Regions from separate parts of the Homo sapiens genome. Here region 1 is linked to region 2. A link is a contact called in ENCODE Hi-C or POLR2A ChIA-PET data. All regions are on one chromosome and are shown on one strand. The core of a region is the stretch at or near the end of the contact, and the rest is flanking DNA. Distances in the headings are between cores, read along the strand shown. Region 1 has its middle 20 kb from the start of LINC01480. Region 2 overlaps RYR1 (ryanodine receptor 1).

Region 1 (6,535 bases), core at 4,011-6,510, 3.0 Mb before region 2:
TCCTGTTAGCCAGGGTGGTCTCGATCTCCTGACCTCATGATCTACCTGCCTCGGCCTCCCAAAGTGCTAGGATTACAGGTGTGAGCCACCGTGCCCAGCTGGGTTTTTTATATTATAAGGAGATGTAATAGATAGATAGATGTTTCAAAGATAGTCAAATGTTTTTAAAATTTAAAACACTTTTTTACAGGTTGACTTTCACCATTTAATTTCATCTATGTGTTTTGCCTTAGAGAAATTTTAAATGCTATGTAGATCTCATGACTTATAATTATGAAGCATTTTGTTTTCTGTTTTCCACGAAACTTAGCTTAACTTTGAGCATATAATAGTTGTAAAGGTAGGAGAGTAACACTGAAAAAAGGAATTGCATTAAAATGGCACATTTTCTGTAGAGTTGTTTATCGCCTGAAAATAGGCCCCATTTCATGGAAGTAAGATGATCAGGCTCAGGTCCCCAGACGAAACTCTTGGCATGGTTTTTGGAGATAGTCCAGGGCTCAGTACTGGCTCTATCATTTGCTACTTCTCCCAAAGTAACCAATATCTCATCCACCCTGAGCCCATTTCCATATCTCTAACATGAGGATAATAGCATCTACCTTACACACCAAGTAGAGGGATCAAATGTAGGAACTAAATCAAAGTACCAGCACTGAATAACCTACATCCTCCCACTTCCCAAAAGGAAGAGAGATGTATCCCCTGTTGACAAACGAGACCATTTTGCAGGAGAGAAAGGAAATGCCAGTTCACTTGCAATGTAAACATGCTCTCTCTTTTTAGGGATGTCCAGGGACCTGAGAGAGAACCCATGCTTACCAAAGAGTTTCTAGTTCCAGACACACAGGACTAGAAGGGTGACAAGTATGGTTTTCAGGGTCCCTGAATCCACCCAGTCCTCACAGAAACTCCTAAAAGCTGTCGATTGACAGCGTTGAGTTCACAGCTCTGGTCCTCACATGCTGATACTGCTTGTGATATCGAACCCGACAGGACCCCACATCACAATTGATTTACCAACTACAATATAATACCTCCTGAATCTCCAAATTGGCTCACCCAGGAACAAAGGCTTGGGGTAAAACTGGATTAGGAGATATAAGCTCTGAATTTTCTGAGGGTGAGACACACAAGGATTCTAAGTGACACGCCACAGAGTAACGGGTCTGTGACTGGAGGACCCACAGATTTGTCTTACTGGAGACACCACATGCACACAAACTCCATCCTTAGCTGTGGAAACAAGGGTCTTTTGCTATCTTAGCCGAATTCTGGGAGTAATTTTTGGAGGGGAGGAGATCTTTGGGATTGCCTCTTTCAGGCCCTTTACAAAAATACCTACTTCTTAAATGGTAAAGCTTACACTAAACTGAAAAAATTACATCCTTGGCTTTTTATGAAGTAGGTGTTGGATTGAATCACTACTGGAAGAAGTATGGCATCGCAAATTCTAAGCAGTGGTCAAAGGATGGATCTGTTAAATTAGAAAAATCTCTAAATTTATAAAAAGATTTTAGATTCCTTTATTCTAAACAATTGACCTATTTGTACTCATGGGACAATCAAATTTCAAAGGAGATATGTAACGATTTCATGGCTTGCATTAAAAATCCTTCTGATAAAATTAAAGATAAAAAATCTGACCCCCTGCCAAAAAAATCTTTTGAAGTTCATACTGCCTGCTTTCAATATTCTGTGGGATTCACAATGAAAGGTGCCTTATATTGTGGCCTAGCTTCAAGTTTATGCCTTCGCCACCATGGCCTGGGTTCAATTCCCAGTCAGGGCCCCAGCGCCTTTGGTTTAATGTTTGCGTGGCATTTGACTTTTTTACCTATTTAGTATTGGTGAGATTACCTTTGGTAAAAAAAAGTTTAAAGAGTGGAAATCGCAATTCTTTGTGTTGGCTAAAATCTGATTATAAGAGATCTGGAAGGTTTTATTTTTCTTTTTCAAAGAGCTCTATGGTCAGAAGTCGGCTTCATGAAAAGCTAATATTTAATTATATGTACATACAGTCTTTCTGGATTTTCTCTTTTGCCTCCTGTTTTGAAAAATATTTGGATTTGAGTGAAACTCCGTTTTAGAAATTAATTGCTTGGTACAATATACCCATGTAACTACCCTGCACATGTACCCCCTGAATCTATAATAAGAGTTGAAATTTTGACAAAATAAAATTAGATTTTGAATTAAAACAAATAGGTGCTTGGTTCCTCTGCTCACTTCTTTTTAAAAGGAATTCCTCTCCCATGTACTTCTTCTTTTCCCTTCTTTACCTTCCTTTTGGCATCTTTGGTATCACATGAAGGGATCTAGAGGGAATTTTAAGTGACTCTGAAATTCCTTGAGAAATACACAAAAAGATCCCACTCACCCCTTTTGGGGGTCTCCTGTTCTCCTTGTGGAGTCCAGAGTCAGGGACAGGCTCCTCCAGGTCTGCAGCTCTGCTCTCTTTTATTTCATCTTGGCTGATTGCTTTGGTTTTGTGAGTACCAGGCATTACTTTGTACTGTGAGAGACACGTCCTTTGTGAGTGCAACGGCTGCTGGGTCACTGGTGAGGGCTGCAGTTTGGAGATGGCTGAGAGCCGTTGCAATAAATGGTTGTGATTGCAGGGGGCTCCTTGTTTCTTTGCAAGTTTAGATGAGAAAGGTGCAGTTTGGACACAGTTTAAAGGCTGTGAAAACACCACCAATGAATATGATTTCCTTTGGGGATGGTCTGATTAAAAGTGGGCTGATTGTTGCTGTGCTACTAGCCTTGAAGACATGTTTCTACAGCATTGTGCAGTGTGGAAAAATTGTGTGGCTTGGTCTTGTGGCATGTCCCTTCTTTTAGAGACCTCAGATTCAATGTGAAATTCGGGATTTTTGATTTTCAAAGATCTAGATGCCCTGCCTTCCAGATGTGCCTACTCTTCACATATTTTAAAATTAGATCCTATAAACTGCAAATACTTTGTTGGCTTCTGTGAGATCAGAGGTCCAGTTAGAAAAGGAAGACAGTTTGTTAAAATTAAAAACTATTTATCTAATCTAACTAGATTGGCCTCCAAATATGACTTTCTGACATTCAGCTGGTTACTCTGAAAAGATTTCTAAATCTCTTGAGGCTCATCTATATGTTTCCTTGCAAAGAAAAAAAAAAAAAAAAAAAAGCAAGCCCAAGCACTAGTAAGAAAAAGATTTGCAATGTTTCATGAAAGGAGTAGATGAGTGAAGCATTTATTTGTAGATACTGGGTTGGATACCTGTGCAAAGAAGAAGAGGTCAATAATAAAAATTGCCAGGGGATTTCTTGGAACTTAACAAGCTGAATTAAATATAGAAATGTCAGGAAATCAAGGCAGGAAATACTCACTTGTGGTTAGGCAGACAGGGCAGGGTTCTGAGCTTGAGATGGAGCAAACAGTTGTGGTGGGTGAAGTTCACATGCTTTAGAGCTCAGCTGTCCTAGTAAAGAAGCCTAAGAGTCTCTAAAGCTCTTATGAGAAGATGGATTTTTTTTGCCTAGATTAAAAGGTTAAAGAATTGCTTTAAGTTGGATAAAATAAAGCTAAATGTTTAAGCAAGTTGTGAAAGGTTTATGAAAAAATTAATTAAAATATTTTTGTGTGTAAACATATTGACTAAAGTTGAAGGGGTATAATTCAGCATTTCTGTAAATTGAGCATTGAAATAAAAACACAATGGGTTTCTCTTAGAGCACTAACCTGCTCTTTAACAAAAATTGTAAAGGGTTATAGAAAGTCTATAAAAATGTTACCTTATGGTCAAACATTAAAATTGGGTAAATATGTCTATCAGGTTTTATTAAGAATTAGGTTTAACATTAATAGTACACTAATGTAAAGGTGAAATTTGGCTTATTTGGTACAAAAATCATACAGGAAGCATTGTGAAATATAAAATGATTTTTAGCTTTCTTTGGGCTATATTTCTATAAATATGTTATTGATGAGGGTTCCAAAGTTATGGGAGACTCCTATAATTCTGCTATATCTCAGTGTACATTATCAGTCATAATTATAATTGTCATGTTAAATTATTGTGGGCCACAGAGGTAACAGATTTCCTTGTCAATTGTGTCTTTGACTATGACTACCCTAAAACGTTCAGTCACCCATATACACATGTTACCTTGTTTTGGCCCTCTTTAGAAGGTAATTTTATAATCAGCTATAAAGCCCTAACAGGTGCTCTTAAATGCAAATTTTGATAACTTTGGAGATTGTGACATCAGAAGAGAGGAAAAATGTTCGGGACACTTGGAGAGCTAAAATGTTCATTGATATCAAGCAGGACAGGAATTAACTGCATGAAGTGAACTAATAGGAGGCTGAAGTGATCTTTTTGACTTTTTGCTTAAAACGTTGCTGATCCTTTGTTTTGCTTTTCAGAGTCAAGGCAAATTTTCTTTTGAGCTATTGACAGCTTTTAACGATTAATCAAAATATACTCCTATGAACACCATTTGGAGCATTATTTGTTTCTCTCTACCCGATTTCCCCAGAATTTGGAAACTATTTGTGGGTATTCTTAATTTATGGCAATATAGTTATTTGCATAAGTGCAATAAGAATGTGTTTTCTTTGGTAACAGGACACAATTTGAAAAACTGGTTATTTTACCAAGGTTTTGACCAGAATGCTGTGCTTTCCTTTAAGGAATCAAACTTGACTTGTGGAGCTAATAAAGCCTTTGGAAAACTGACCTTATATCCTGTGAACACAGTCCCTGTACAGGGTTACTGATCTGTGGGAAGAAAAGAATGTCACATTCTGACAGGTCAGGAATCCCAAGTTATCTTGAAACTTCAAGAGGACAGGAATTCACCCAACCATATGTATTTGATGGTAGAAATCCATGGCAGGGGCTCAGCTTTAAAAAGTCTTATCTCAGATTCCTTCTATAAAACAAAGTCCCATTAAAACCAATTTTAAAAGCCTATGTGAAAAATAATTATTCTTGCTGCACCTCGTACAAATAAAGTGGCAAAGCATAATAAAGCAAATTGGTCCTGTCGTAATTTGTCTTTAGTAAAAACGGGAAACTGGGGTCGGGTGCAGTGGCTCACTCCTGTAATCCCAGCACTTTGGGAGGCTGAGGTGGGCAGATCATCTGAGGTCAGGAGTTCAAGACCAGCCTGGCCAACACGGTGAAACCCCATCTCTACAAAAATACAAAAATGAGCCGGGCATGATGGCGGGTGCCTGTAATCCCAGCTACTCAAGGGGCTGAGGCAGGGAAGCGGAGGTTACAGTGAGTCAAGATCGTGCCACTTCACGACAGCCTGGGTGACAGAGCAAGACTCCATCTCAACAACAACAACAAAAAAGGGTAACTGGAGAGAGGGAAGTTATGTTTCAAAAACTTTTGGAAACTATAGTACACCTGTTTTTAAATTCTAGTCTGGCATTCAGTTTTTATTATTTTCTACAGTTTGGGTTAAATTCGTATTTCTCTGGCTACAAGTCTCCTAAATAATCTTTTCATTTGTTTCCTTTTTCTTTCCCTTTTTCCCCATTTTTCTTAATTGGAAATCACTGAAACCTAAGCTGTGCTTTCTTAAAGCCCTGTGAACTGAAGACTAGACAACCGAAACTTCTGAAGGAAGTAGCAGCAACCTATTTATATGTGTTGCTGTTGCCTACTATTATGTTTTAGCAGGTGCTGCCTCTACACCCCCGAAACAGAGAGTGCTACTGGGAACAAATCGACTTTTTCCACTCCAGTGCTGCATTCGGTGCCCCATAACGATGACCCCCTCTCAGCAGGAAGTAGCCAGAAAGATTACAATGCTCCATCTCCCTATGATTCTTGTGATAAATAAATATACAAGCATGATAGAAATCATGCGCAAATTGACAGTGGGGATTGTGGCAGGCCAGATTTCACTAATGGAGGTCCCCATCACAACTACTTCAGTACTGACTGAGTGGTTAAGTTCAGTATCAAAAGCTGAAAGTGCCAGCGCCTTTCTACAAAGGCTAGAATGTAACAAAAGCCCACCAAGGGTTTTACCTAGGCCTTTCCTGGGCCTTACAGCATGACAAAACAAAGAAGGAATTCTTAACCAGACCTGTTTAGGATTAAACAAATTTAATTGGGGGTCTGAAGAAACTCGCCAGGCCTCCACAAACAAGTTCATTGGGGGTCTAAAGGAACCCCCCCCAAACCTCTGTGATTGAGCAGGAGACAAGGTCAGGGTAATAGCCCCAGCACCTGGACTCATTTAGATTTAAGTAAATGTACTGAGGCTCCAGAGAAAGGTCTCCAAGACTTAGACTAGAGTTACAGATTAAAAGAAGTTAATCACTTATATCTTTAGATAAATGCACACTGACACGTAGACATACATCTTAGAAAATATATAAGCTCTGGAAAACCTTGTAATTTACAGTTGGTCTGGAGATATTTTCTGGGCCTTCTCTCTGTAACCGGTTCCAGAAATAAAAAACTCTCTTCCTCCCCAGTTTATCTGCATCTCGTTATTGGGCCGTGAGAAATAGCAGCCAGACCCTGAGTTT
Region 2 (6,170 bases), core at 1,149-3,648:
GTAGCACACTCTGCAGTGTTCTATTTTATTTCTAAAGATGCTGGTCACGAGTTACGCATTGCTAAATTAATTTCATTACCTCCAGACGGGTAGCAACATGCAGTGTGAGAAATGTTGCTCTGGGGTATGAACAGAAGCAAAATTTTCTGGCTCTCAAAAGTGCTTTGTAAAAACCCCAGAACTTTGCAAAATGCTTTCTAAATGAGTAACATGCTTTGCAAATCATGAAGGGCTCTAGAAACCACAGAGCATGGAGACATAATCACACCGGAACCCCTCACCTTCTGCCCTCACCTCGTCTGCTTGCCTACCCCTCTATCATGAGCAGTGTGACACTGTCTGTCTCAAAAATCCACCTCTGGCCAGGTGTGGTGGCTCATGCCTGTAATCCCAGGACTTTGGGAGGCCGAGGCGGGTGGATCACCTGAGGTCAGGAGTTCGAGACCAGCCTGGACAACATGGTGAAACCCCGTCTCTACTAAAAATACAAAAATTAGTTAGGCATGATGGTGCGTGCCTGTAATCCCAGCTACTTGAGAGGCTGAAGCAGGAGAATGGCTTGAACCTGGGAGGCGGATGTTGCAGTGAGCCAAGATTGTGCCATTGCACCTAGCCTGGGCAATAAGAGCGAGACCCTGTCTCAAAAAAAAAAAAAAAAAAAAAAAGAAGCCCACCTCTCCACAGGCGCCTGGGACACTATCACCTCCATTCACTCCTAGACTTTGCTCTTGTGATTTGCTGATCTCTCTGTGTCATCATTCATTGCCCATCCCTTTATTTATTTATTTACTTACTTACTTATTGAGACGGAGTCTTGCTCTGTCTTGCCCAGGCTAGAGTGCAGTGGCACGATCTTGGCTCACTGCAGCCTCCGCCTCCTGGGTTCAAGTGATTCTCCTGTCTCAGCCTCCTGAGTAGCTGGGACTACAGGCGTGTGCCACCACACTGGCTAATTCTGTATTTTTAGTAGAGACAGGGTTTCGCCATGTTGGCCAGGCTGGCCTTGAACTCCTGACCTCAGGTGATCTGCCTGCCTGGGCCTCCCAAAGTGCTAGGATTACAGGTGTGAGCCACCACACCTGGACTATTTTTTTAAAAAATTATTTTTATTTTTTGAGACAGAGTCTTGCTCTGTCACCCAGGCTGGAGTGCAGTGGCGTGATCTTGGCTCACTGAAACCTCTGCCTCCAGGGTTCAAGCGATTCTCCTGCCTCAGTCTTCTGAGTAGCTGAGATTACAGGCATGTGCTACCACGCCAAGCTAATTTTTGTATTTTTAGTAGAGATGGGGTTTCGCCATGTTGGCCAGGCTGGTCTTGAACTCCTGATCTCAAGTGATCTGCCCGCCTTGGCCTCCCAAAGTGTTAGGATTACAGGCATGAGCCAGGCCTTTTTATTTTTCATTTTTGTGGGTACATAGTAGTTGTATTTATTTATGGGGTAGATGAACTATTTTGATATAGGCATGCAATACGTACTCACATCAGGGTTAATGCGTTATCCATTCCCTCTGGCATTTATCCTTTCTTTGTGTTACAGTCTACTTATAGTCTTTTAGTTGTTTTACTTTATTATTAATTTTTTGAGACAAAGTCTGTCTCTACTACCTAGGCTGGAGTGTAATGGAGTGATCATGGCTTGCCATAGCCTCGACCTCCTGGGCTCAAGTGATCCTCCCGTCTTAGCCTTCCAAGTTGGGACCACAGGCATGCACCACCATACCCAGCTAATTTTTTAAACAGTTTTTTTGTAGAGACAAGGTCTCATTATGTTTTCTAGGCTGGTCTTGAACTCCTGGGCTCAAGCGATCCTCCCACCTCAGCCTCCCAAAGTATCGAGATTACAGGCATGAGTCATCGTGCCTGGCTAGTATTTTATTTTATTTTATATTTTATTGTATTATTTTATTTTATTTTTGAGAGAGTCTCACTCTGTTGCCCATGCTGGAGTGCAGTGGTGCAATCTCGGCTCACTGCAACCTCCGCCTCCCGGGTTCAAGCGATTCTCCTGCCTCAGCCTCCCGAGTAGCTGGGAATACAGGCATGCACCACCATGCCTAGCTAATTTTTGTATTTTTATTTCTTTTTTTTGAGACAGAATTTCGCTCTTGTCACCCAGGCTGGAGTGCAATGACGCGATCTTGGCTCACAGCAACCTCCCCCTCCTGGGTTCAAGTGATTCTCTTGCCTCAGCCTCCCAAGTAGCTGGGACTTCAGGCATAGGCCACCATGCCTAGCTAATTTTTGTATTTTTTGTAGGGACAGGGTTTGGTTTCGCCATGTTGCCCAGGCTGCTCTCTGTCCCTCTTGTTCCCATTTTTCAGCCTTTCCATTTACTGTCCCCTTTGCCTGGGACACCACAGCCTCGCTGAGTCATATGGTATCTTTCAACTCTCAGCTTCGCTGTCCCCTCCTGCAGAAGGCCTTCCGCCACCAGCCGGTTTACAGGGCTTACCACACCCTGCTCACTCCCACACCCTTCAGACCACAGATTATAACCTGCAATTACTTCGTGTATTTCGTTATTTGCATCTGCCCCTTCCCACTGGACTATCAGCCCCCACAGTGGGCTCTCTGTTTTGTTCACTGCTGTACCTTCAGGACCAGGGCAGTGCCTGACACACAGTAGGTACTCATACTCATTTGTCAAGTGAAGGAAGCATCATGAAAACTAAGAGGCTGGGCGCCGTGGCTCATGCCTATAATCCCAGCACTTTGGGAGGCTGAGGCAGGAGAATCGCTTGAACCTGGGAGGCGGAGGTTGCAGTGAGCCGAGAGCATGCCACTGCACTCCAGCCTGGGTGACAGAATGAGACTCTGTCACAAAAAAAAAAAAAAAAAAAAGAAATGAGACTATCGCCATTTTGCAATCTCTAATGAATGAATATGTCTGAGTGTTGAGCAGAAACAGCTGCTGGCATCTGGAAAGGAGGTGCCTCCTGGTGGAGGTATACAGTAGCCCCACATAGGAAGGTTCTGGCTAAAAAACTCCTTACACCCAAATCTGAATCTGCTCGAACTTTGGCTGAGTCCCACTTTGGAGGAAACCCAGGGGACACAGGAACACATGAAATGACACCACAAGGACGCATTGGTCAGGTCCAGACTATGGGAAGCTCTACAACTAGGACAGCACTATCCACTGATAGACTTAGTGTGAAAAAAGAATGAAAAATGTCGAGCTAATCATTTTTTAGATTGATTATGGCCAGGCACAGTGGCTCTTGCCTGTAATCCCAGCACCTTGGGTGGCTGAGGAGGGTGGATTGCTTGAGCACAGGAGTTTGAGACCAGCCTGGGCAACATGGCAAGACCCCATCTCTATAAATAAATAAACAGGATTGATTCCATGTTGAAATAATATCCTGAGTGTACTAGATTATGTGTAGTGTTTCATTTTACTTTTTTTTTTTTTTAACAGAGTCTTGCTCAGTTGCCCAGGTTGAAGTACAGTGCCATGAACATGGCTCACTGCAGCATTAACCTCCAAGGTTCAAGAGATCCTCCTGCCTCAGCCTCCCCAGTAACTGGGACTACAGATATGCACTACTACACCTGGTTATTTTTTAAAGTTTTTATAGAGATAGGGTTTTGCTGTGTTACGCAGGCTGGCTCAAACTCCTGGCCTCAAGTGATCCTCCCGCCTTGGCCTCCCAAAGTGCTGGGATTACAGGCACGAGCCACCATGCCGGTCCTCTTTTTACTTTTTAAAAAACATGGCTATTAGAAAATTTAAAATTATGGTGACTCACGCCTGTAATCCCAGCACTTTCGGAGGGTGAGGAGGGCAGATCACTTTAGGCCAGGAGTTTGAGACTACCCTGGCCAACATGGCGAAACCTTGTCTCTACTAAAAATACAAAAATTAGCCAGGTGTGGTGGCGCATGCCTGTAATCCCAGCTACTCAGGAGGCTGAGGCAGGAGAATCACTTGAACCTGACAGGTGGAGGTTACAGTGAGCTGAGATTGCCCCACTGCACTCCAGCCTGGACAACAGAGTGAGACCCTGTCTCAAAAAAAAGAAGAAAATTTAAAAATATACATATTGCTCATATTGTATTTCTGTTGGACAGTAAAGATCTGCAGGACTGGATCTCCAGGAGATAAATTGCAAGGAAAAAGAAAAGATAATAGAGGGGAAGCAAGAGATGAAAGATGATTTTAAAAAGTATCAGCCAATTGCAATGGGTGGCCCTTGTTTGGATTCTGATTTAAAGAAGCTACAAAAAATCCTGATAGTTACATGAAAGTTATGAGATTTGGAAATTTGCACACTCACTAGATATTTGATGATTTAAAGGACTGTGACTTTTTTATTTGTACTGTTTTATTTTGGGTTAGGAGTGATGACATTGTGGTTTGTTAAATAAAAGGAACGTCTTTTAAGGCCACACACACATACACACACACGTGCGCACACACACATGCATTTTTTTTTTTTTTTTTTTGAGGCAGGGTCTCACTCTGTTGCTCAGGCTGGAGTGGAGTGCAGTGGTGTGTTCAGGACTCACTGCGACCTCAACTTCTCGGTCCTCCCACCTCAGCCTCGCAAGTAGCTAGGACTACAGGCATGTGCCACCACACTCGGCTAATTTTTTGTATTTTTAGTGGAGACAGGGTTTCGCCATGTTGCCCAGGCTCTTCTCAAACACCTGGACTCAAACAGTCCACTCTCTTGGACCTCCCAAAGTACTGGGATTACAGGCGTGACCCACCGTGTCTGGCCAAGACCATATATATTTTATGATACCATTTATATGCAGTGTTCAGAATAGGCAAATCTATAGAGGCAGAAAGATCAGTGGTTACCGGGGGCTGGGGTGGGGGAAGTGGGAAATGACTGCTAATGGGTATGGGGTTCGTTTTCAAAGGATGATTAAAATGTTCTAAAATTAGATTGCAGGGATGGCTTCATAATTCTGTGAACACACTATAAACCACTGAACTGTACATTTTAAATGGGTGGATTTTATGGTATGTACATTCTATTTCAGTAAAGACACTTTAAAAAGGAAGTGTTTTAATTAAGAGACAAATAAAATTTGCAGATAGGAAAACAATGAAGATAACCTCAAGACTGTTTACTGACCAGGAATAAATCAGTAACCTAAAATGTGGTTTCTGTTGGGTGAGGTGACTCATTCCTGTAATCCCAGCGCTTTGGGAGGCTGAGGCAGGAGGATCCCTTAAACCCAGGAGTTCAAGACCAGCCTGGGCAACATAGGGAGACCTCATCTCTGTTAATATAATTAAACATTTAAATAAATAAATAAATAAAATGTGATTTCAAACACCAGAAAGGGCCTTCCAAGCTATAGTAGATGTTTTGAAATCTACAAAGTACTTCATCAATGAAGATGTGATTTGTAAACTGTCAAGAACTCTGGCAACCATGAAGAACTTGGGAAATTATAGAACAATGCTACTTATTTTTTTTTTCTTTTGAGACTGAGTCTTGTTCTGTCGCCCAGGCAGGAGTGCAGTGGCGCAATCTCAGCTCACTGCAACCTCTAACTCCCGGGTTCAAGCAATTCTCTGCCTCAGCCTCCCAAGCAGCTGGGATTACAGGTGCATGCCACCATGCCCGCTATTTTTTCGTATTTTTAGTAGAGATGGGGTTTCACCGTGTTGGTCAGGCTGGTCTCGAACTCCTGACCTCAGGTGATCCACATGCCTCAGCCTCTCAAAGTGTAGCAAGAGTAATTGTTATAGCCAGCATTGCTTTAGGCCCAAATACTACAGCCTTCCTCAGCACATTTCCCTCCATCTGCTGGAACTCTGCAGTAAAACATGTACAAATGTAAAATGTCTGTGGTATAAATGACATCCTTGTGCAGTGCACAATGGGTGCAACTATCCATGACAGCCCTGACTGCAACATGGGTTGTATAGCAAAACATTGGGAATAAAGCCAGTGTCCATCAACAAGGAATAGCAAATAAACCATAATATACACACAGCGTGGAATATTGGACACCTGTAAAAAAGAATGACGACACTTCCTATATCTCCAGAATATGTTATTAAATAATGCAGACCAGTGATGTTATACCTATTATGTACAAAACGAGAAAAACAAAAATATCTGTTTGTATTTTCATTTAAAAAATGATGGAAGGATACAAAAGAAACTAACGAAAGGGCTTTACCATGGTAGATGTGGGGAAGAGT

Evidence for each region. A loop is a pair of places that touch in the nucleus more often than their neighbours do. ChIA-PET counts read pairs that join two places held with the same protein, here RNA polymerase II (POLR2A). Pooled maps may share reads with other maps.
Region 1: a pooled map shows a loop between it and region 2 (4-fold over the local background). The contact joins two enhancer-like sites. A Hi-C loop is called at or near these places in 1 of 50 pooled maps. POLR2A ChIA-PET finds 5 or more read pairs at or near these places in 2 of 52 experiments (activated CD4-positive, alpha-beta T cell and naive thymus-derived CD4-positive, alpha-beta T cell).

What each region holds. Positions count from the first base shown.
Region 1 is chr19:41,551,931-41,558,465 of GRCh38, reverse strand. It overlaps a transcript of CEACAM21 not described here. Among named protein-coding and RNA genes, the nearest start is that of LINC01480, 20 kb to the right of the region's middle. Within about 2 kb of position 5,260, at least 5 of the 41 ENCODE cell types and tissues checked have a DNase peak (open chromatin) inside an H3K27ac peak, as active enhancers do.
Region 2 is chr19:38,553,724-38,559,893 of GRCh38, reverse strand. All of the region lies in intron 89 of RYR1 (ryanodine receptor 1), which reads right to left. Among named protein-coding and RNA genes, the nearest start is that of MAP4K1-AS1, 40 kb to the left of the region's middle. RefSeq lists an enhancer at 2,413-2,602. Within about 2 kb of position 2,398, at least 3 of the 41 ENCODE cell types and tissues checked have a DNase peak (open chromatin) inside an H3K27ac peak, as active enhancers do.